Regions from separate parts of the Mus musculus genome. Here regions 2 and 3 are each linked to region 1. A link is a loop called in an ENCODE intact Hi-C map of the cell type or tissue named here. Cell type or tissue: gastrocnemius. All regions are shown on one strand. Region 1 holds the start of Cep70 (centrosomal protein 70). Region 2 holds the start of Mrps22 (mitochondrial ribosomal protein S22). Region 3 overlaps Dbr1 (debranching RNA lariats 1).

Region 1 (8,000 bases):
TAAGAGCTGTCCTCTCGGGTGCCTGACTCCGTTGCTGGGGTGAGCTTGGTGGACAAAACCCCAGGACCCCCGCTGCTCTGAAGCCTGTGGAAGGTAAATCTGCTCGTGAAGTTGGTTCTCTAAAACCACTTTCTGGCATCCCTTTCCTCTTCTCTGTCTTGTGATACTGGAGACTGGGCCGATGTTCGATGTCTCATAAATTGCTCAAATTGGCCTTAAGTTCACGCTGTAACCCAGACAGACCTCAAACTTGCAATTCTCCAGACTCATTCTTTACTTCTTTTAAGACCCAAACTCCTTAGGGTGGACTCTGATACATTTTGAGGCACACAGAACAGGAGCTTGTTCCAAAACCTCCACGCAGTGGAAAAAGGCAAATGGACCCTGTCACATCTCTTTGATAAAGACACCGATTCCGTTCATGAAGGCAGAACCTCTGTGACCTAATTACCTCCTAAAGGCTCCACCTCTTAACACTTGGGTTGGAAGTCAGGGTTCAACATAAAAAAATTTGAAAGAACCCCAGCATTCAGATCACAGTCCTCAAACCTGCTGGGGCCCCAGAAACCCTCAATCCCTTCGCCTGTGTCTATTCTGTTGTTGGGCCTACTCTCTGGGGACCACTCATTGCTCTTGTAAGGTGGCTATGTTGGTTAGTTTAAAAAAAAAAAAAAAACAGATACACAAAAATCAGTTCAAAATATGCCAGAATGTCAGTCTCCTATAGTAATATTTTGGGCATGTATTAGTGACTAAAATGATTCGAACAACTTATAGGAGGGACTGTTAATTTGGGCTCAGAATTCCAGAGGTGCCAGTCTGCCTGTGGCAGGGTCAGCATGCTGGATGGGCCACTTCATACCATGGTCCCAGGAAGCAGAGCAGGCGTGACTGACCGGAGGCAGAGGGAAGAGGGTACAGGAAGAGGCCAGAGCAAGACAGCATCCAAGAACATGCTCTCAATAACCTTCTTCCTCTGACTAGGCTCCATTTATGACCTTTCCTCCGCTACCGATAAAACCATGCTATACTGTGAATCATCAAGGGATTACTATCCCATTTATTAGGTCAGAGTCCTCACGATCTACCCTGGAAACATCATCGCACCGAAGATTGCCTCACTAAATCGCTAGGCATTTCTCAATCCCGTCAAGCTGACAGAGAAGATTAGCCAACCCAGAGAAGACAGGATTTAGGAATTTTTACGGACTGGAGAATGGGGAAAAGTGATTAAGGATTAGGGAGTAATTGATTTAAGTGTTCATGACCAAACTTTAACAATTACGACGACCCCAATGTCAGCGCTGAAATGGGTGGTTTTAAAAACCAGCTAAAAGCAAGCGACTAGGAGGACACGAAGTAGGTTAAGTCCGGAGGGTTTAGTCTGGAATTAAGAGCAGGTAAGACAGGTTAAGTGTGAAGAATTTGTTCAGGTTTTCCTTGGTTTCATAAGAAGGCAGGAAAAAGGCGTCATCTTAGACAGGCAAAACAATCCCTCTCTGGATTCTTAATCTTCCGACACCTTGATCTTGGACTTCTCAGCCAGGACAGAAAGCAACACATTTCGTGGTTTAGAGATTATGCAGTCAAAAACATTTTTGTTATAGGAGTCTGAGTGGCCCCATCTTACAGCTCATTTCTGTAGCTCCATGACAATGTAAGGAAAGGTTGTTCCAACTTTGGGATTAATATTGTGGATAAGGTGTCTAGGCACTAAGCAAGTGCAGTCTGGGAGAGGAGACAAGAGTTGACAAGAGGAAACAACCTATTGATTAGGTTAATAGATCTTGGAAATGATAGGACTGAATGCCAGAGCAGATTGTGCCTCAGCAGTTCTGCTGAGAGAGCTTTGTACTTGACCTTGATATGGAAGATTTCCTGTAAAAGTAACTTCTATTTGACAGACGTGATTGTTATCTCCCAGGCTGGTGGCCTCCATCTGCTAAGTTGGGCCCAGTCCTGAAAGCTTCTAGTCTCTGTACAAGCCTTTCTAGGCCTGGAAGGTTTTCAGCCTCAGAGACTTACTGCTGAATAAGCTCACCCTTTCTAGCTCTTTCTGAACTCTGGCTGGCTGGTTGACTCAGCTATTCTGACTCAGGGCTCCTCTCCACACTGATTCAATCTGGCTTCTCCCAGCTTCTCCTGACCTGGTCTGGTTGGCCTCAGACTAACTTTGGCAATATGTGCTATTGTGTTCTAATGTGTCCCCTTCTCCTTTTCTGTCTCATTCTGCCTTCACCTGTGTCTAGCTTGTTCTCTGTCTGCACCCTGTCTCTGTACAACTGTCCCAGCAAAACTGTCTCTCTGTCTTTCTGCATTGCCCCTCAAAGTAGCTTCCCTTTCCTCTCTCTGTGCTTGTGCGTTGGGCAGATCCTATTCTGCCAAATCTTTCTCTGAGTCGTCACTTTGTCTGCCACTCAATTAGGCATCATTTTCAAACATGAATGCTTTCTTCTACAAGCCGACTTTACCGTCATTGTTTGGGATTAAAGGTGTGTGCTGAGGGCACGTCTGTATTCCAGCCAGAGCAGCCAGGTTGCCAAATTAGAATCCCTCTACAGTTCTCCAGAAGACTTCCTAGTAGCTTTCTCTTCGTTATTTGTTTTTATTTATAGATTAGACACATAATAAATGACTATTGGAAGAATGAAGGCGGTGGTGGTATAGAGTGGACGTCTCCAGGGGTGACACAAGGTTGGCTGGTTTCCTCCCTAATCCTTAGTTGCCCCCCTTCTGGATTTCTTTTTATCAATACTTAATTCTGAGAAACAACTCAGAATGGGAGGAGCAGGAAAGCCTAGTGGGGTCGCAGCTCACAGCTTATCAAAGGATAATATTTTCTCATAAAATTCAAGGAATCTAGCTATTTTTTATAAGACTAATAAGGCATAATCTATCAAGTTCTTGCTATGTGACTCCAGTTCTAACAACAGTCCAGTGATTATATTTATTCTATTTTACACAGGGACCCAAAAACCCTTCAGAAGTTACGGGCTTTATATTTGGATTCAGGCACATAGAAGAAAGGTTTATGTTAAGAGATAATATTATTTGAAAGAATATTATGCTTGAAGAAAAGAATTGCATTTAATATTTGGGCCTCACGCTCCAAGCTACAGTGAAATCTACACTGGAATTGGACAAGGTGACCTATGATTCTTCAGCCAGCTAGTTCCTCTCTCTAGTCTCTGGTATGCTGGACTTGAGAGACAGTTTGGGCTTGGTTTTGTAACTATTTCACAGAGGCAGGACACCCGTGGGAAGAAGAGTCATTTATTATCTACCTACCAGGACTACATGGCAGGAAATCATGTCTGAACAAGGCACCACAAAAGGTCTTGAACTTAAACACGAAACGTCCTTGTTCTGGCTGACTGAGCTTGCGGCTTTGTTCTAAGTCTCAGATTGCTTTCCTGGTTTTTCAGGAAGTATCTGAATGATGGTTAGCTTCATAAGCTGCTTCTCACCAATTTGACCACAGACACTATCGCTTTAAGAGAGCAGCTGGAGATGCATTCACCACAAAACAAAACATGAGATAGGTCATATGTTTATGCTTTGTTTTGGGTCTCTTCTTTAAATGGGTTGGCTGATTTTCCAAATTTGGTATTGTCTGTCTATCTATCTATCTATCTATCTATCTATCTATCTATCTATCTAAATATCTATTTTTTCAAGGCAGTGTTTCTTTGTATACCCCTGGCTGTCTTGGAATGTACTCTATAGACCAGACTGGCCAGAACTCAGAGATCCACTATTTCTGTTTCCCTAGTGCTGGGATTAAAGGTGTGTGCCACCACTGCTCAGCTAAATTTAGTTTTTAAACAACAATGAAGACTGAAACAAAATAATGGAAGAAGCACTAGCACTTTGGAAACCATTTAAAAATGTGGCGCCTCCTTTTTACTTTCTGGGATTTAGGCTTGAGCCACCTCTTCATCTCCCTGGCAATTACTGATCAGGAGGTAGGGTATATCTGGCAGGTCCAACTGGCTCAATAAAACAAACAAAAACAAAACACAAAACTGGAGAAGTTTCTATAGGAAAAGAAAGTATGTGGTCTTGGTTGCTCCAAGTAGGCAGCTGGAAAATAAGTATGAATTTATCATGTTTTCAACAGCACAGACTAATAGCAGCTGGACCCACTTAACCATTGAAATTGGTTTGAAGCCGGGCATGGTGGCGCACGCCTTTAATCCCAGCACTTGGGAGGCAGAGGCAGGCAGATTTCTGAGTTTGAGGCCAGCCTGGTCTACAAAGTAAGTTCCAGGACAGCTAGGGCTACACAGAGAAACCCTGTCTCAAAAAACCAAAAACCAAAAAAAAAAAAAAAAAAAGAGATTGGTTTGAATTAATCAATGTCAACGTCTCCGTCTCCCTCCTCTAGGGTTTGTGTTGTGTGACCTAATCAATTGCTTTATTGTTTAAGGCAGTTTGAATTAGTTGAGTTTTTTGTTTGTTTGTTTGATTTTTATTACTCACATCAAAAGTAATTCTAACCCACGGATGTTTGGCCTATGGGTTGGCTCAGAAGATTGGGAAAGTCACCCTATTGTTCTGGAAAAGGTAAGCAGTTAGATTGTCTTAGGAAGCTGAAAATGAAAATCTGTCAGCTCCGTAGTGTGAATATCCAGATATAGAAAGGGAAGGAAGGGGCCATGAGGGGGAATAGAGGGATTGGGATGTGTTTGCAGAGAACACACACAGTTTAGACTCACTGTGTGCCTAAACGTGGGCTTGAGAGCAGTACTCTCTTAAGAGATGTGCCCTTGGACCACCCAGAGAGAGTCACTTTAGTTGATGTATTAGGGTCACTAAGACCCTGATGGGACTTGCATTTCCCAAGTCCTTCTGGAAATGCCTGTTGTCAATACCGCCACCGTGTGGCTGTAAGTTGCAAGGACAACGATGGTAGATTCCTGAAAACTCGAGGTCATCCTTTAGACTGCGAACATGATTTTTTTTCCCTTACATATTTTGGATTTCTTAACCCACTTTTGGTTTTTGAAAAGAGTGGAGAAGGACCTTCGTTTTATTTTTTTCCTTGAGCCAAGGCCTCCTGTAGCTTCCGGTGGTCTTGACTTTTGCTATAAAGCCAGGGATGACCTTGAACTCCTGATCTGCCTGTACCTCCTAAATTCTGGAATTACAGGCACGTGTCAGCTCGCCTGTCTTAGGCCGTGTTGAAGAATCAAACCCAAGGGCTTCCCGGACGCTGAATTCTACCAACTGATCTACATCTCCAGTCCCTCTTCCCCACCAGGTTTAGAATCAGTCTTAATTATTTCTCAGCGGACAGTTGGTTCTCCCTCCTGGCTATACATTAGAATCACTTCGGGGAACCATATAAACTCTGGACGTGTGGGCCCCACTTTAGAGATCTTGACTTAATTAACCTGGAGGCCCATAGATCGTTTTCAAGGCTTTTCAGCTTATCTAAAGTTGAAGCAAGAGTTGTGCCTCATGTCCTTATGTAATCTTTTATCTCTGTAGCCACAAACCCTTTATTAACCAGTCTTATCAGTGTCTAACAGGAGCCCAAACTGCCTATCTAGACTGAGCTTCGTCAGGCAGGCATCTCAGTTCTTCGTAGACCTTTGAAAATATTCAAGGAGAAGGTGAAATGTTATCAAGAAATGCTTATTGGGGTTGCCCCGTGCAGACAGTTCCTGAAAAAGGCTCGCAGTCAGGGCGTGAGGGGGAGCTGTAGGGAGCGCAGGCATCCAGTGATAATAAGGCAGCCCCGGCCTCACTTTCACTTGCAACCGCAAATGTGTGTATTTCTAGCTTCTCGGGGATCAAAGAAACACCATGGTGACTGAGCGACTATCAGGCGGAGCGTCCAGGAAGTGTCAAAGCGCCTGCTACAAAGTAGCCGCAGCAAGTCCGGGTCCGGTGGGAGTGGAGGCGGGAAGAAGCCCCGCCCCGTGGGCGGAGCTAACGATAGAGCGCGGCGTGGACCCGCCTTCCCGGCGCGCCAGGTGGTGTTGTCCCGCCCCGCTGGGAGGCCATCGACTGCGTCAGTTCGATTGGTCAGCCTGGCTGCGCTAACGGTCGCGTAGGCGGGGCTTAGGCCGCGGGGGCGAGCGCGGTGGAAGCCACGGGCTGTGACCGAGGTGAGTGGCGCTTGGGGTCGCCGAGGACTTTACGTGGGCCCCCTTCAGGTGCACGCCCAAAGGTGGCTTCTCCGGAATCCGGAGCGTCCCACTCACCAGCCAGGGCCCTCAGAATGGAGTCGCCCCGGCTCCTACGCGCTAGCTAGGAAATGCGCGTGCAGGTGTGGGCGTGGACCTCCCTGCGGGGAGCCCGCCCGTCGCTTTGTGTCCCTCGCTCCTCACTCAACCTCTTCTCCCAGCCGAGTGTTGAAGGTGTGCGACCTGGTAGAGGAAGCAGGAACTGAGCTTAGACTCCTACATGGAATCGGCTGGGTTCCGGGCTAGCTCCAGTTCTCTTTGCGGCGCTGTCAGGTGATAGCGATTTGGAGCCAAGTGGGAGATCGCGGAGTAAAGGGTAGGCGAGTACCCCTCCTGTCAGACTCATTACAAATTTAAGGACTCCGCCTTTATGTGGGTCCACGTTGATTAATGTGAAAAACACAGCAAAGCCTAATCAAGGTTCCCACTATTATCAACTAATCAATAATTGTTCACGCCACGGTGCAGACGTAGAGAAAGAGGACAACCTTGGGCGTCGGTCATTGCCTCTACCTTGTTTGAGACAAGGTCTTTTGTTTTTCTGCATACTGTAGGGGATGGAGGGGAGAGCTGCAGAGTCCGATCTCCCTACAGGAGGCCCGGGGTTACAGAATTCTCGCCTCCTGTGGATTCTGAGGATTGCTTCTCAAGCTTTCTTGGGACAAGTGCCTTTACCCACTGAGCTGTCTCTCTAGCCTGCCACTTTATTTTGTAATCATATCAGCGCTGCAGGCATTGGTTTCAATCTTGTGCATTGCATGGATTTTTGTAAATAGTAAATAGCTAGTAAATGGTAAACCGTGAAGAGCAAGTTGCAATGTTGTTGGAATTGAATTGTTGATTCACGTTAAGGCAAGGTTTCATGCAGGCCGTCTGAGGACGACATTGAATTCCTGATCCTCCAACCTCTGAAATGCTGGGGTTACAGCTAAACACCACCACACCCAGCTATTATATTTATGGGGGTTTTGTTTTTTTTTTTTTTTTGTTTTTGTTTTTTGTTTTTTGAGGCAAGATTTCTTTATGTAGCCTTGGCTGTCCTGGAACTAGCTCTCTAGACCCAGCTCACCTAGAACTCACAGAGATCCTCCTGCCTCTGCCTCCTGAGTGCACACCACCATTGCCTGGCTATAAAATTTTAGTATGTGTTGTATTTTAACAGATCCTCAGATACCTACAGGGCAATTAATGAACTGTTGTGAAACATGGATGGACTGTGTCAAAATATACACTTTTCCCCCCATGATGGCTGTCACTTGTACTCACACTCCCAGGGCTGAGAGGGATGGGTTGCCTAGGCTAGTTCTAGGTCAGCCAAGGTTCTGTTTCAAACATCTCCAGTTTCATCTTTTTCTCATTTTGTTTTTCTCTTATCTTCTTTTTCTCTTATTTTCCTTTTCTCTCTTTTCTTTTTCCCCACCCTCCTTTTCTTGAGACAAGATCTTGCCATGTTGTCCAGGTTGTCTTGGAAGTCACTATGTAGACCAGTTTGGCTTTGAACTTACAGGAGTCCACTAGGATTTGCTTCCTGAGTGCTGGGAATAAAGGCATGCATCACCATCCGCCACTAAACATTTTTACCACTTTTAATTATGTGCGTGTTCATGTGTACAGGTACTCGTGGGGGCCGAGGAGTTGGATCTCCTGGAGCTGGAGTCATAGGTGGTTGTGAGCTGCCAGGCGTGGGTGAAGGGGATTGAACTCTGGTCCCCTGTAAGGGATAACATGCTCTTAGCACTGTGCTGTTTCATTTCTGTTTGTTTTTGTTTTGGTTTTGGTTTTTTTGTTTTTGTTTTGAGACAGGGT
Region 2 (8,000 bases), 640 kb before region 1:
GAACAGCACTGAGATCTACAGTGGAGTTCTACCAATACTCGAGTTGACATACCTCTTCCAACTGTGCCTGTGTCATTAACTTATAGGTTGGTGGCTTCAGTGGTTGTATGGCAGGCCTGAAAGTCTTCTGCAAGTCCAGGCCTGTAATCTTGGTGAGGATCCTCTGGACCTCCTCATCCATGAAAGCAGGTTTCTTGACTTCTGAGCTACCGGACTCTGTAACATAGATTCCAGTAATAAGAAGCTGCCCACAATGGCAAGCCAAGATGTCTCTAAATGGAAAGTTGACCATAAAAACCATCTGTAGAGAATATGCTTCAAAACTCCACGATACTAATATCTATGGGATCCTTTCATTCATTCAATGCTTAAAATTTCCTGAACATTCACCATGACACGCACGGTCTGCCAAGAAGATGGTCTACTACAGTGAGCACCATGAAAACTAAAGATGACAATCACTGGCTTGTCTCTTCTTTTCGGTTGTTATTTTGGAGGTGGCGGAAACAGAACGGAGGAACTGGCACACAGTACTACCTGTAAGCTACATTTTGACCTTCAGATTGGCTTCCTGGAAACCAAACACACACCCACAAAACAGGTCCTAACCTCCCAATTTTACAAATGGGAGTGCCAATGCTAACCCAAAGAAAACTAGCTATTAGGAATGAGGGTTTAGCAGGTTCACCTGGGTCTTGCGCCTCAGTCACTTCCCAGCTATGCCCAGCTCCGGCTCACACACGTTCCCTCTTCCTTTCACTCACTTCTTATTCTCTTTCCTTTGGGCATAATGTTTTTGTGGCCACTGTGTAAAGTTTACCCTTGGGTTACTCATATACTGGTATTTCTGCCCTCATACCTTGTTTCAATCTTGACCAGCATTGTAATGCTTATACCAAGATTCTCCTGGCTCAGGTTTGTGTAAACAGTTCTTACCATTTATTCTGTGCCTTGTCAATAAATGCTGACCACCCAATGGCTGAGCAGATGACGGAATAGGGTGGGTTGAGGTACCTCTGCCAGCCAAAGGAAAGAGAGAGGGAGAAAGCAAGATGCAAGATTCTGATCGGCCAGGAAGATGGAGGAATTGGTGCCATGAGGAAGGGGTCCAGAGAGATCACAGAAACACACATGAAGCCCAAAGAGCCAGGTCAACAATAATATGCAAGTAACAAGGAATGGGAGGTCGCCAGATTCGCATAGAAGGCATAGGTAGATCATTTAACTGCTTGGCTACTGAGGTGCAATTTTAAATACACTTTGGTTTCTTTGTGTGGTTACTGGGGACTAGCATTAAGGTAAAGAAATACAATCACTGGATTAATTTATTGCTAATATTTATATTAAAGATAACTCATTAACACTTTCCATTGGAAAGGTAAAAGGCCATGTGTTCCTGGGTTCCTCTTAGCCATCGGTCCCAAAGATACTAGAGCCTTGCAAGATCCTGGCCAAGCTCCTTCTCTCCTTATTCATAGTCCCACTGGGTACTTTTCTAGCTTTCTATGGCTTTAATTACATCCACCTGCCAGACTCTAAAATCCCAATCTCTACCCAAGGTCATCTCCACCCACTTCCCAATGGACATCTCACCTGTAAGCCAAGACTACCAGACCATAACATCCCTGCAACCTTTGCTTGTCTCATCCCTGCGGCCCTTACTACTCTCTATCACAGCGCAGTCTATCAGTCATTCAGTCCAGAGTCTTAAAATGATTCCTGACTCCTTCCATACCCAACACACTGAGCCAAAAAAAAAAAAAAAAAAAAAAAAAGCAGGTAAAATGATAGGACTGACCATTATTAACACATAGGAGATTTACTGTGCAGTGCTTGCTGAGCTAAATACACACCATGCTCAGAATATTCAGCTCTCACAGCAACCCTATAAAGCAGTTAGCCCACTTTTACAAAAAACGAATACTAGGTAATCGTCTCTTTTTAGATCTAGCTCCCACTGCCATTACTTTAGTCAAAGCCATGCTTGCTCCTTACCTTGGCTTCTCTGACTCTTTCCTGAACTCACTACAAACCATTCCCACAAAGATTCCTTGAGAGTGATCTGCTAAAAAACGCAAGCAAGATGATTTAAAGCTTTCACATTTAAAACTCGCATGGTTTGACTGTGTCCGCCACTGAGAGATTTAGTCTCTGTCCCAGTTAGGGTTTCTATTACTGCAATGAGTCACCATGGCCATGAGCAAGCTGGGGAGGAAAGGGTTTGGCTTACACTTCCACAGTGTAGTCGTCTATCGTTGAAGGAAGTCGGGACACAAACACAAGTTGCCCAGAGGCAGAAGCTGATGCAGAGGCCATGGAGGGGTGCTGCTTACTGGTTTGCTCCCCCTGCTTTCTTATAGAATCCAGGACCACCACCAGCCCAGGCATTGCACTACCCACAATGGACTGGGCCCTCCCACCTCAAACACTAAGTAAGAAAATGTCCTACAGCTGGATCTTATGGAGGCATTTCTTTCCATTCAGATAACTCTGGCTTGTGTCAAGTTGACACAAAACTAACGAGAACGTTTCTTTGAAGACCAAACTCCTGTGTTTATTCTCATGGTCACCCACAAGCTCCAGTAACTATATACATGCTCAGCACTACACTGTCTTGAGACAAGCTCACGCACCTGCTCGACTCTAGTGATCGTTTTTTTACTCCAGTGCGCCTCAATTTGTATCTAACTGTATACTGACCCTGGAATAACAAAGACATCTCAACTTCAACACAAAACAAGCAAAATTCCGCCTCCTTTCCCGTTTTTTAATTTTCATTTTACCGAGTCATCAATCCAAACTCAAAAATCAACCACATAAACTGTTTCTACCATTAATGTTCTCTAGCTTGCCACGAGTCTCCATTCAACTGCTTACCATCAAAACCTGGACACTTACTTAGACATTATCAATCCTAACTCCAAAATACGTTCCCCCAAAATACCAGCGTTCAGTTTCTTCTCTATACCTCTGCTTATTATGGTGTCCTCTTGTTCTTTTAACCTTAGCATGGTTAGCCTGGTGGCAGCGTTGCCCGTATTTTCCCTGGGATTCATCCCTATGCGTCCAACATAGTTTGAAAGGCAGCTAAGTGCTTTCCGCCCCCCCCTCCCCCCATGCCCGACGTAGCCTGGATCACAGAACTCTGCCAATCGCCACTGGGATAACAGAGTCCAGGTCAACCCTACAGCATGCCCCAAGCTAATGTAGTGTAATGCTTTGCAAGGGGCGGCACGCAAGCACTAGTGACTGAATGAATGAATGAATGAGGACTTAGATAAGTTCTGCAAGGACGGACGGAAGCCGCACGCAGTCTGACAAGCCGCCTTCACTCGTTAGAGCAAGCTCTAAGTTTCCCGGGCGCTCAGCAGAGTTCTGGCGGTCACTCACCTGCCTCGGAGCTGAGCAGGCGGCGAGGCTGCCCCACCTCGAATGGCTGGGGCCGCGTCGCGAGCAGAGCATCGGGGTGGCGCTGGGCTGTGGCCCGAGTACAGACCCGCCGTGCTCGCCGAGAGCCCAATTGGAACCTCCACAGCGACAACGGTGTTCTGACTGCAGCCATGATTACCAGACGCTCTTTGCGCCGGAATCGATAGAGCAACTTCCGGCTCGAGAGGTTTTTGTGCAGCATTCTGGGAAATGTAGTCTGGGTGGAGGCAAGGCGCCGCGGAAGCGTTTTAAAACTACTAAAATCTTTGTGCAAGCAAGGCAAGCACTGTATGGAATGAGCTATATGCCCCGCCCCGCTTCCCTCTTAGAGACAGTCTCTGCAGTCTTGACCTCAAACCCGCTGCAATCCGCTTTCTGACCTCTGATTACAGATGTGGGAATGAACTTTTTAAAGAATTTTTTTAAAGTAATTTTGTTTGTGTGTGCATGCGCATGAACTTGTATGTGGAGGTCAGAGGATAGCCTGGGAGAGTCGCCGCTCTCTTTCGACCCAGAGATGGAACTCAGGTGAAACTTGGTAGCAGGTATCTTTACAACCTGAGCAGGAATCTCACCAGCCCATTTACTTTTGTTTGTTTGTTTATAGTATTAGCTTTATCATTTGTATACAAGACATATACCACATACACACACATGCATACACACATAATACATACATGTTAAGAGTACATACATTAAGAAACAAAATAGTCGGGCGTGGTGGCGCACACCTTTAATCCCAGCACTTGGGAGGCAGAGGCAGGCGGATTTCTGAGTTTGAGGCCAGCCTGGTCTACAGAGTGAGTTCCAGGACAGCCAGGGCTACACAGAGAAACCCTGTCTCGAAAAAAAAAAAAACAAAAAAAAAACCAAAAGAAACAAAATAAGGGCTTGGAATTTAGCTCAGCACTAGAGTACTTGCCCTAGGTTCGGGTCCTAACAACACATGGGCACGTGCAACATCCCACCAACTGCTTATTCACAAGTACGTGTTTGAGTCTCTCGATGTGTGTACAGGTTTTTTGTTTTGTTTTTGTATTTTTTTCCTCTGTGCTCCTTTTCTCTTTTCTTTTTGGTTTTATGGTTCTGAATAATGAATGTGTATTGCCCTCCTAGACCTCTTCCCCCACTTGCGGGTTTAAATCCAACTGTTTGCAGTTCTTTCAAACTTTTCAAACGCACCCCAAATGTTTGTTCTTCATTCTGAATCCATAACCACCAATCACCTTATACCTTCCCTTCATCGGCCCTTCTATAATTTCTGGTCATTCTCCTTATTATCTGCTTATTTTTCTCACCACATGAAGGCTATGCCTATACATTATTATAATTTTACCTAGTACTGTTTATGTGCAGAACAAATACTTGTTGAATGAAAGAATGGATGGGTGGATGGATGGATGGAAGGATGGATGGATTGGTAAATGGATGGATGCATAGATGGATGGATGGATGGATGGATGGATGGATGGATGGATGGATCAATGGATGGATGGATGGATGGATGGATGGATGGATGGATGGATGGATAGGTGGGTGGATGCATAGATGGATGGATGGATGGATGGATGGATGGATGGATGGATGGATTGGTGGATGGATGGATGGATGGATTGGTGGATGGATGGATGGATGGATGGATGGATGGATGGATGGATGGATTGGTGGATGTATGCATGGATGGATGGATGGATGGATGGATGGATGGATAGATAGGTGGATGGATGGATGGATGGATGGATGGATGGGTGGGTGGGTGGATGAATGGATGGACGGATGGATGAGTGGGCACATGATTTCATTATATTCTTTTCTAGGTGACTAGGGAGTGCAATTCTTTTCCTTCCATAGATTAGTCAGCTTAAGTAAGCACTTTGCCCTAGGCCTGGCAGAAGAAAGTTGTTGAACAAATATGTGTTTGAATTTGCTGGATAGAGAGAGACTTAACTCCTAACCTCACCTATTTTCTTCCCCATTCCCCATTGTGAAAATTCATTTAACAAAATGGAGTCACTCCTAGCTTATCCCATTGTAAAGGAGTCTCCTCTCCACAGGAGACACTATAGCTATGAACACTTACTGCAAGAGCTAAACCAATCCGTTGACAAAGGCTCCCCTGCCTTTAAGAATAGTTTTACTTAGTAACAAGTACCAGAGCTGCTGTGACCGTTAGACTGGCTTACACAGTCATTTCTGAGGCTTGTCAGCTTTCTAAAGCAAAAAAGTGCCCCCCCCCCCAAAAAAACCCTATCTCCCTTCATTTCAAAGTGATTGAGACTATCTTAGTAAAACCCACAACTTTTTCTTTGTCCACTGAACATATCAGGGATCACCCCAGTTTTATGTACTCATGCCCCTGTTTCTAATCTTAATCTTTGTTCCCAAATAATTGGTTTTTTGGAAATTCATGCCTGTGTTTCTGTTTGAGTTTTAAAAGGTTATTTGCGTATTTATTTGTTTGATTATTTGTATATGTGAGTTTATGTGGCTATCTGTGTGCTCTAATCTATTACCTTCTTCCTGTGCACTTTACATGGGGGTCTGTCTCTACACTCGGGGCTCATGCTTTCTTGGACAGCCTGGAAGCCTCAGGGACCCTCCTGTCTCCACCCTCTCTATCAATGCTGGGACACATGCATGGGATATCCACCTGGTTACATGAGTTCTGGGACCTGAGCTTTGGTCCTCATGCTTGTGCAGCAAGTTCCCTTAACTCCTGAGCCATCAAAGGTGACAGCATTATGGACTCTACTATTGCTATTTGAATGGGAGAAGATGACAGCCCTAGGCTTGGCCTTAATTCAGGTAGGGGCTACTATCCTGATCTCCCTCATCACTCTATGTAGTAAGAAGTACCAATAGTGGGAGACTGAATCGGAAATACATGCAGCAGGCTCCCACCTCAAGCATTTTCTCTCAGAAGCAACCCTAGTCTTTCTTCCCCATGGCTACTGATAAGAAGAGAGGCCAAAGAGCTTATTTTTACTATATCCTGGTGTTGCAGTTACCATTCTATTACTGTGAAGAGACTCCATGACCAAGGCAACTCTTATAAAAAGAAACTGTTTCGTTGGGGATTGCTTACAGTTTTAGAGGATTAGTCTTTGATTGCTATAGCAGGAAGCAGACAGACATGGGCTGGAGCAAGAGCGAGAGCTTCAAAGGCATGAGGCAGAAAGAAAGAGGCATATGTGGGCTTGGCATGGGCTTTTAAAACCTCAAAGCCCACCACCAGTGAGTGATACACCGCCTCTAACATGGCCACACCTCCTAATCCTTCTCAAACAGTTCCACTAGCTGGGGACCAAGCATCTAAACATATGAAACGATGGGGGCCATTCTCATTCGAACCACCATACCTGGGCACCCTATGAATGGACAAGAGGTGTACATTTATAGAAGAGGAAATGAGTCCAGTTGTTGTATTAACTGCGTGTGGCACTGGAATGGATTAGTCCACATTTGGTGGATGACAATAGCAGAAATATCAAAATTCTACATGTTAGAAATTCGATGTCAGTGTCCAATGACCAAAGCCAAAGCATTGGCAGGTCCCTGCTCCTTTCAGGGGACTTACAGGAGAACTTGTCCCCATCCCTCCCAGCTGCTCATGACTACAAGTATTCTTGACTTGTGGGTGGACCACTCCTGTTTCTACTTCCAGCTTCTTCAGCTTCCCCCTTTAGTTTGTATCAAAAGAAAGTTTCTCTTTGTCCCTCTCTAAGGATATTCGTGGAATGAAGTTATAATCCTAGCTAGCTCGTATAAAATACACACAATCCAGGTATTTTATTTAAATGTTGTAAGCCCAGATTAGGCAGATTTTTAAGTTATTCTAATTTATTCCCCAGCTATAAAGTCCCTTGTTACTTGCTGATTCTCCTGGCCACATGTTCAAGGTCCCTCTCCTTTCATTCTAGCCTCTTCCATCTTCCTTCTTCTCTCCCCTCCCTTTCCCTGCAATGCCCCCCCCCAACACATTCCTCAAATCTCACCTTTCTCATATAATATAAGGGACACCAATTTTTGGAGCCCCTACATTTTATACTGGTGCAAATAAATCATGAAAGGCAGGATATATGTCAGAAAATATAAGTAAGGTGAGAATCCTTATAACTTAGTTCAATAATCAGAATTATATGCAGTTCTTAGGGTGTTATTAGATTTTCAAGAATCTCTTAGTGTAGTGACTGACCATCAATATGTAGAAAGAGTTGTTTTACATATAGAAACTGCTAAACTCATTCAGGATGATTCCAAAATAACTTCACTGTTTATTCAACTACAACAAGAAATCAGAACTAGAAATCAGCTATTATAACACATAACAGATCCCATACAGGTCTACTCGGCCTGCTAGCACAAGGTAATGAGGAAATTAATCAGTTATTGATAGGAAGTGTGCTAAAGGATTCAGAATTTCATAAAAAAAACAAAAAGCAAAAACAAAACCACCACGTTAACTACAAAGGTTTGAAATGGCAACTTTCTATCACTTGTCAACAAGCCAAGGGGATGGTAAAGACATGTCCCACTTATTCTATATAGAACCAATTTCCATTACCTACAGG
Region 3 (8,000 bases), 340 kb after region 1:
ATAGTTATTAAATGGCCAGTCATGAACATACATCCATTTTCTTCTAGAGGTTTAAATAATAGCTAATATGATGACAAGTTTTTTTTTTTGTAGTCTCTTTGCTTTTTTCTTATTGCATTAAACTTTATAATGGAAAATGCTAAACATACATAAAAATACCGAGTAGTTTAATAAATTTCTTTACTTGTTAACCTCAACTCCTATTACTTTGTTCTACTCCCATATTTAAATATCCAGTATTGTTTAAACTTTTCCTGAGGGAGATGGCTGGGATGCCTTAAAGCAAATCCTAACCACTGGGTTATTTCATTTGTGGATTTTTAAGTACATGACTCCCCCTACCCCAAGATGTATTTATTTATCTACCGTGTATACAGTGTTCTGAGTGCATATGTGCCTACAGAGCACCAGATCCCATTATAGATGGTTAGAAGCCACCATGTGGTGCTGGGAATTGAACTCGGGACCTGTGGAAAAGCATCCAGTGCTCTGAGCCATCTCTCCAGCCCCTAAGTACATGACTTTCGAGTGATAGATTTTTTTTAGACACACGTAGTTCTGGTGCCATTTTATACCTAACTATAGTGAGTTAGTCCTTCTCTCGTGCCTTGTCCATACGCATTTCTCTGCATGTCTCAGTTACCGGATCTACAAATGACTTGCTCAGGTAGGATCCAAATATTTGGTGTTCAGGGCTCTGCCTCTTAGACTCTTTATCCTTCCTTCCCTTGTTTCTGTTTTCTGTTTCCTCTATGGTTTGTGTGTTGTAGGCAGTGAGGTTGATTGCCCTGTAGCATTTCCTGGGCTCTGGATTTAGCTGACTGGATTTACTATGATATCACTTGAAGTGTTCCTTTTGTTTTTCATCTTTTAAAGTTTGCAGGTCTTTTATCTCTTTATATAAGTGATTGTTTCTAGAATAATGTTCAAGTTTTTCTAGTGATGAAATCTTAACTTTGGGAATTTTGTTTCTCTGTCATTACTGATTTGCCATCTTTCAACAATCTCAGTATTATGAAGAGATGAATTTGGGCTGGGCATGTTTTTAATTCCAACACTGTAGCGGCAGAGGCAGGCTGATCTCTAGGAGTTTTGAGGCCAGCCAGGTCTATGGAGTGAATTCCAGGTCATCCAGAACTGCATCATAAGACCTGTCTCAAACAAATGAAAAGACAAGGTGGGATTGTCAGTTGAGTTGAAAATGAAAATGTAGAAATGCAGTGCTCTTTGGACATTACACCTGCTGACTTGACTCCCACTGTGTAAGGCCATCACAGGACATTGTCCTTCCCCTTCACTTTCTCCCACATAATTGCATGTTCAGCTGGGTACCACAGTACACTGTTAGGTATCACCATGCACTGTTAGGTACCACAGTTCACTGTTTGCTTTTAACATCCTGTCTCTTCATCCTTTTAGAATCCACTTAGTTTCTTGTCTGATTGGTTCCAGGCCTACTCTGCCTTGTGGATCATCAGCATATAACAGTGTGTGAAGAGGGATGGCAAATACTTTCAAATGATTTAAGGACCGCATAGAATTTCAGGCTTCTAAAAGATTTCTTTTCTTTTCTTAGTAGATTCTTTTTTGCTTAAACCGTTTTACTAAAATGCATAATTTTTCAGGCTTGGCTGGTGTTGTCAAATACCGAGGAGTAAGGATTGGTGGCATCTCTGGCATATTTAAATCTCATGATTATAGAAAAGGTATTGTTCTGACGGGATTACTTTTATAGTTTAGAGCTTGCATGCCCTCTAGTAAAATAACCAAAATTTATAGTTTGACTTATTCATCAGATTCCTTCTGTAAATGATATTATTCTTAATTTTTTATTATAAGTATTTTATGGACAGGAAAATGTAGATGCTATATAGTATATCTATGTGTCCATGATCTAGTTTTATTAGAATTTTTTCAGGGTTTGCCATTTTAATTTTGACTTTTAAGAAATACAACAGTATAGGTATAGTAGAAGTTCACTGACTTGACTGTCGGATTCCTCTTCTTCCCCCTCTGGTAGCCAGGGAATCGCAGTTTCCAGCTTGGTGTTTATCATTCACTTGGTTATTTCATGTCACTGCCGAGTACACAGGGTTCAGTGTGTTTCCACCTTGTGTAAATGTGTTGCGTTGCTTGCATCTTTTTGCAGCTTACTTGCTGCTTTAACGAGTTTCTGAAGTCCAGGTCATTACTTACCTGTAATCTGCTCATTTGTCTGTAGATAGTAGTTCATTGTTTAGACACACCGCAGTTACCTTTCATTTCACAGTATCTAAGTGGTTTTTGGTTAGAGCAGTGGCTTACATTCATATAGATTTCACAAATTTCCTGAGTTAAATTGACAACTAAAGTGTACATATTTAATGTAACTGTTAATTGAAAGTCTACTTCCTCATCCTTGCCCCTCTGCTCTCCATGCTAATCTGTTGGCATGGACTCCACACATGGGCGGGCTCTGTGTTCCATGGGCTGTGTGAATGCGAATTGGGAATCTCTTTTGGAAAGACAATGGTCATATGGTTTATTTCTCTTCAATTTAAGGTCATTTTGAGTGCCCCCCTTATAATTCATCTACCATAAGGAGTATATATCATGTGAGAAATATAGAGGTCTACAAATTAAAACAGGTATGTGAAAAGTATATAACAGTGATTTGAAGTAAATTTAAATTTGTAGAATGTTTGATTATATTGACTTGCAATATTTGACTACTACCACTTTAGTGTTTCTAAAATACAGTTTGGATAGGTTTTTGGAGGTTCACAGTTGAACAAATTTTAATTTTTTTTTTTTTTGGTTTTTTGAGACAGGGTTTCTCTGTATAGCCCTGGCTGTCCTGGAACTCACTCTGTAGACCAGGCTGGCCTCAAACTCATAGATTTTAATTTTTAATGGTTAAAACTTTATTGTAACAAACAGTTGTAATTTAATTTGTGATTGCACAAATTATACTTAGGTTAAGGATAAAAAGTATATGCTGAAATAAAATGATATATTTTTTTAAAGATTTATTTACTTTATGTATGTGAGTATACTGTTGCTCTCCTCAGACATACTAGAAAAAGTCATCAGATCCCATTACAGATGGCAGTGAGCCACCATGTGGTTGCTGGGAATTGAACTCAGGACCTCTGGAAGGGCAGTCAGTGCTCTTAACCGCTGAGCCAGCTCTCCAGCCCAAGCTTAGTATTTTTATCAATTTTCTTAAAGTATCCCTAGGATGAATTAGCACAGAAAGCAAGAGGGGGTGCATGGTTGGGGAGGGAGTTGTTTTGGGTTGCTCTCTTTCTAAGGATTTTCTTTCTGTTTTTCTGTCCTTAAAGTTAAAGCAGCCTGTACATATATTCTTGTCTCATGATTGGCCAAGAAATATATATCATTATGGCAATAAGAAGCAGCTTCTTAAGACCAAATCTTTTTTCCGCCAAGAAGTGGAAAACAGCACCCTGGGGAGCCCCGCTGCCTCGGAGCTGCTGGAGCACCTACAGCCTGCGTACTGGTTCTCCGCGCACCTGCATGTCAAGTTCGCAGCCCTGATGCAGCATCAGGTAGGACAGAAAACCAGAGAACCCAGTTTACGTCTTAGGAGTTGCTCCCTCAGTACTCAGTGTGGGGAGAAATGAGCAAGCGATGACAAGCAGGGTGGGTGTGGGGGCAGGGCTGAGGTGCTTGAGGGTAGCTGCTTCAGACTGGTACACTGGGGTTGGTCTAGTTTTCGAGAGGGAAAATTTCCAGTGAAGTGCATGGTTGAGCTGAATCTAAAGTGCCAGGAGGAAATAGAGTCTATGAGTGTTTTAATAGAGGGACCAACGTGTTTGAAGACTGAAAGGTCCCAGAGCCCAGCTCCTGTCCCTGAGGTGTAGAGACAGAGACAGCTGGAGCAGAACCAGAACTGCTTCTGGACAGAGCCTGGGCACCTGTTCCTTCTAGAGTAGGTCCACGTTAGAAAGGGCCTTGGAGGGATGGCTCAGCAGTTAACACTGGCTGCTCTTCCAGAGGTCCTCAATTCAATCACAGCAACCACATGGTGGCTTACCACCATCTCTAAAGGGTTTGGTGCCCTCCTCTGGCATGTAGGTGTATATGCAGACAGAGTATTCCTACATTTTAAAAAAATACATAAACTTAAAAGGGGGAAGGCTTTGGGATATTTCCAAATAAAACTGTTTCCGGAGCATTGTACCTCCAGTGCAGAGAAGGTTTGCTCCAGTAGCTTTGGAAAGCATTGTGTGTCACCTCCACAAAGACAGTGCCCTTTGGGCCATTAGACCTCTGAGAAGGTCTCTAGAAGCAGAAAGAAACCTCCAGCTGCTGACCCACAGTTCAATTTTGTTGTTAGCTTTTTTTTTCTTATTTTTTTTATTTTAACAATTTATTTATTTTATAAATGTGAGTACACTGTCAATTTCCTCAGACACACCAGAAGAGGGCATCAGATCCCGTTACAGAGAGCTGTGAGCCATCATTGTGTTTACTGGGAATTGAACTCAGGACCTTCAGAAGAGCAGCCAGTGCTATTAACCGCTGAGCCATCTCTTCAGCCTCTTGTTGTTGTTGGGGTTTTGTTTGTTTGTTTGTTTGTTTGTTTTGAGACAAGGTTTCTCTCTATAGCCCTGGCTGTCCTAGAACTCACTCTGTAGACCAGGCTGGCCTCTAACTCACAGAGATCCACCTGCCTCTCCCTCTGGAGTGTTGGAATTAAGGGCATACGAGACCATCTAGCTGACAGACACTGTGTCCATCACATCCCAGACTCTATTGTGCCTGTTTGTAATCACCTTTGCATCCTTAGCTGTAGACACGCACGGTTTGAGCTGTGCTTCTTCTGATTAATTCCTGTAAAAGAATCATAAAGTACAGGTGTTTAGCAGCGGGTTTCTGTCATTTGTTTGTGTGAGTCACTTGTGTCACGCGTGTCAGTGTTTAACGACATGGTGATCATCATCGTCATCTCAGTGTTTGTTCTGAATTATGGAAGAAACGGCAGCCAGCAGTAGTTAATGCTTTCCACATCATTGCCCATGTGTGTGCAGACTGCCTTCCCCTCTTCTCTTCTCTTCTTTCTTATTTATTTCCTCACTTGGTAGTCATTCTTTCAACATAGAATTGGGAGCATGTGTAAGAAGTATTATTTCTCCTCGATTCAATGTATGAATTCCTTGTTGTGATGTTTTAAAATTCTTACATCGTGGTTTGTATCATCTAGGCCACAGATAAAGACCAAGCAGGCAAAGAAACCAAGTTTTTAGCCTTGGACAAGTGCTTGCCACACAGAGACTTCCTTCAGGTAAGAACAAAAGGAGTCATTTTACAAAAGTCCTACTCTTCCAGTGATTTTTAAAGAACTAGCTACTTCCAAATTTATTTGTGCTATTTATAATTTACGTTTTTGGGAATTCTTTGATGTTGCTTATGTTAACATTTTAAAATTTAATTAATTTAAAATGATTAGACTGTTAAATATAAATGAATTACCTAAAATTTCCGATTTTGTCCTCTAGGTGTTAGAGATAGAACATGACCCCAGTGCTCCTGAGTACTTAGAGTATGACGTTGAATGGCTTACTGTTCTCAGGGCCACTGATGACCTGATTAATGTGACTGGGGGCCTGTGGAATATGCCTGAAGACAACGGTCTGCACACAAGGTGCGTCTGCTCCCTCAGAGCTTGCCTTCTGCCCTGCATGTGCAGTGTGGTCTCTCATCTGTGTTGTGTTCTGATTCCTGAGGAGTTTGCTTGTCTGCAGAACGGAGGGAGAAGCAAGGTGGCAATGGTTTTGGGTTCTGAGCATCTAGCAAGCTTCTAGCATGTGCCTGCTCGATGACCTGTGAGCTGTAGTCGTTCCTCTGGTCTCTGATTGGGCCTAACTTAGGGATATATACCCCCTGGTTCTGGCACTGACTGGCCATGAGACCCCAACTTTGTACTCACAGTTAACTGACTATTATGTTTATTCTAAAGATTCTTTGCTAAGTTAATTATAATTTTACCATGTGGGGTTTTTAAATTTTTATTTTATGCAGATGGGTATTTTCCCTGTATGAATGTCAGTGCATCATGCATTGCCTGGCACTGACAGGCCAGAATTGGGAGTCCATCCCTGGAACTGGAATTACAAATGGCTGTGAGATGACAGTAGATGCAGGGAATGGAACCCAAACCCTCTGGGAAAGTAGCGTCTATTCTTAACCATTGAGCCGTCTCTGCAGCTCTTATGTAGAATTTTCGTTTTGTTTTTTGTGACGGGGTCCCTCTGTGTAGCCTTGGCTGTCCTGGAACTCACTCTGTAGACCAGGCTGGCCTCGAACTCAGAGATCCGCCTGCCTCTGCCGCCTGAGTGCTGGGATTAAAGACCTGTGCTACCACCGCCCAGCTTTTATGTAGAATTTTTAACATTTCATTTTTACTCCTTGTATCTGGAGTCCATACTTAGGTTTCATTGCTTATTGTTTGAAGGTAATAACTTGTATAAACCAGCTGCTCTGATTGTTACAGGTGGGATTATAGTGCAACGGAAGAAACTATGAAGGAAGTAATGGAAAAATTGAACCATGACCCTAAAGTCCCCTGTAACTTCACCATGACAGCTGCTTGTTATGATCCCAGTAAGCCCCAGACACAAGTGAAGCTGGTTCACAGGATCAATCCACAGACGACTGAGTTCTGTGCCCAGCTTGGCATCACAGACATCAATGTCATGATTCAGAAGGCCAGAGAGGAAGAGCACCATCAGTGTGGTGAATATGAGCAGCAGGGTGACCCGGGGACTGAGGAGTCTGAAGAGGACCGGAGTGAGTACAACACAGACACGTCGGCCCTCTCCTCCATTAATCCAGATGAAATCATGCTGGATGAAGAGGAGGAGGAGGAGGAGGAGGAGGAGGAGGCTGTAAGCGCTCACAGTGACATGAACACACCTTCTGTGGAACCTGCTTCTGACCAGGCTTCTGACCTCTCTACAAGCTTTTCTGACATCAGGAACTTACCAAGTTCCATGTTTGTGTCCTCTGACGATGCATCCCGTTCTCCAGCAAGTGGAGAGGGGAAATGTGGTGAAACGGTGGAGTCTGGGGATGAAAAAGACTTGGCTAAGTTTCCTCTGAAGCGGCTGAGTGATGAACACGAACCTGAACAAAGGAAGAAAATAAAGAGGAGGAACCAAGCCATCTACGCTGCAGTGGATGATGGGGATGCTAGTGCCGAGTGAGACAGAGGCTGGACTGTGATAAATGTAGGGGTGGGATTTCCAGACCCTGTTTTTAGGGCAGAATTTCTGATTTATTACTGGACTTTGTAATAATGAAATGATGGAATTTTGGTTATAAGCTCTGTATTTAGATGTATGTTTATATGATTCAGATATAGACTTATTAAATTTCATATGAGATTTGATTGATGACCATTTTTAAGACATTCACTTCCATAGTTTTCAGCACTTAGTACACATGAATTTTGAGAAACACTGTTCTCTAAGATGGGACTATAAAGATTTTGTAAATACATTAAATGCCACTTAATTGCTGAAATTATCCTATTGGCTCTTGTATATTACATTTTGACTGAATTTTTATGTAACTTTGGTACCTATATTCAAGTTATCTTGGGATTGTACAGTTTAATATTAAATGATATTATATTAATATGTAATTATTCAATGTTAATTACATCTGACAAGAGTGTATAAATGCTGTCCATCCTGCTGCATGACAGCTCAATCGATGGTAGTGAAGTCTTCTCAGAGATCCATGTGGACCAACCCTTGTCTGGAGTCACAGCACCGCGGCTGCCTGGGGAGATGGCCCTGGCTCTGGGAAGAGGAATCTTGGGGTCTCAGGGTCTGTTGTCATCATCCCACACCAGTCCTCATCCAGGCACTAGTTTAGGGAAGACCTGAACCTCCATCTTGTCAGCATTTGACTTCAGGAAGCTTGGCAGCTTTGAGGCTTTTTGTTTCCTTCCGGTTTCTTTTCACTTTAAAAGATTATTTTCTTATTTACAT

The links. Hi-C counts contacts between places; a loop is a spot of excess contacts. Peaks named below come from ENCODE experiments on the same cell type or tissue, not always from the same donor. Only the 100,000 strongest peaks of a DNase experiment are listed, where the experiment ranks them.
Region 2: it touches region 1 in a loop (3-fold over the local background); 15 of 42 quality-filtered maps call a loop at or near these places.
Region 3: it touches region 1 in a loop (3-fold over the local background); 8 of 42 quality-filtered maps call a loop at or near these places.

Annotation. Positions count from the first base shown.
Region 1 is chr9:99,237,375-99,245,374 of GRCm38, forward strand. It overlaps Cep70 (centrosomal protein 70), which reads left to right and starts at 5,967. Exons shown (of 18, transcript NM_023873.4): 1 at 5,967-6,116. In gastrocnemius, a CTCF peak has its summit at 4,882 (motif pointing left); DNase peaks (open chromatin) are centred at 4,871, 5,999 and 6,743; H3K4me3 peaks cover 2,062 bases; H3K27ac peaks cover 1,472 bases.
Region 2 is chr9:98,598,083-98,606,082 of GRCm38, forward strand. Mrps22 (mitochondrial ribosomal protein S22) reads right to left here and starts at 3,597. Exons shown (of 8, transcript NM_025485.3): 1 at 3,391-3,597; 2 at 53-216. The coding sequence starts at 3,562. In gastrocnemius, no CTCF peak of the experiment used is centred here; DNase peaks (open chromatin) are centred at 3,179 and 3,577; H3K4me3 peaks cover 1,777 bases; H3K27ac peaks cover 1,046 bases.
Region 3 is chr9:99,576,816-99,584,815 of GRCm38, forward strand. It overlaps Dbr1 (debranching RNA lariats 1), which reads left to right. Exons shown (of 8, transcript NM_031403.3): 3 at 1,626-1,706; 4 at 2,542-2,627; 5 at 3,324-3,548; 6 at 5,207-5,287; 7 at 5,502-5,647; 8 at 6,497-7,528. The coding sequence ends at 7,208. Among named protein-coding and RNA genes, the nearest start is that of Dbr1, 5.0 kb to the left of the region's middle. In gastrocnemius, a CTCF peak has its summit at 4,077 (motif pointing left); a DNase peak (open chromatin) is centred at 4,020; H3K4me3 peaks cover 342 bases; H3K27ac peaks cover 265 bases.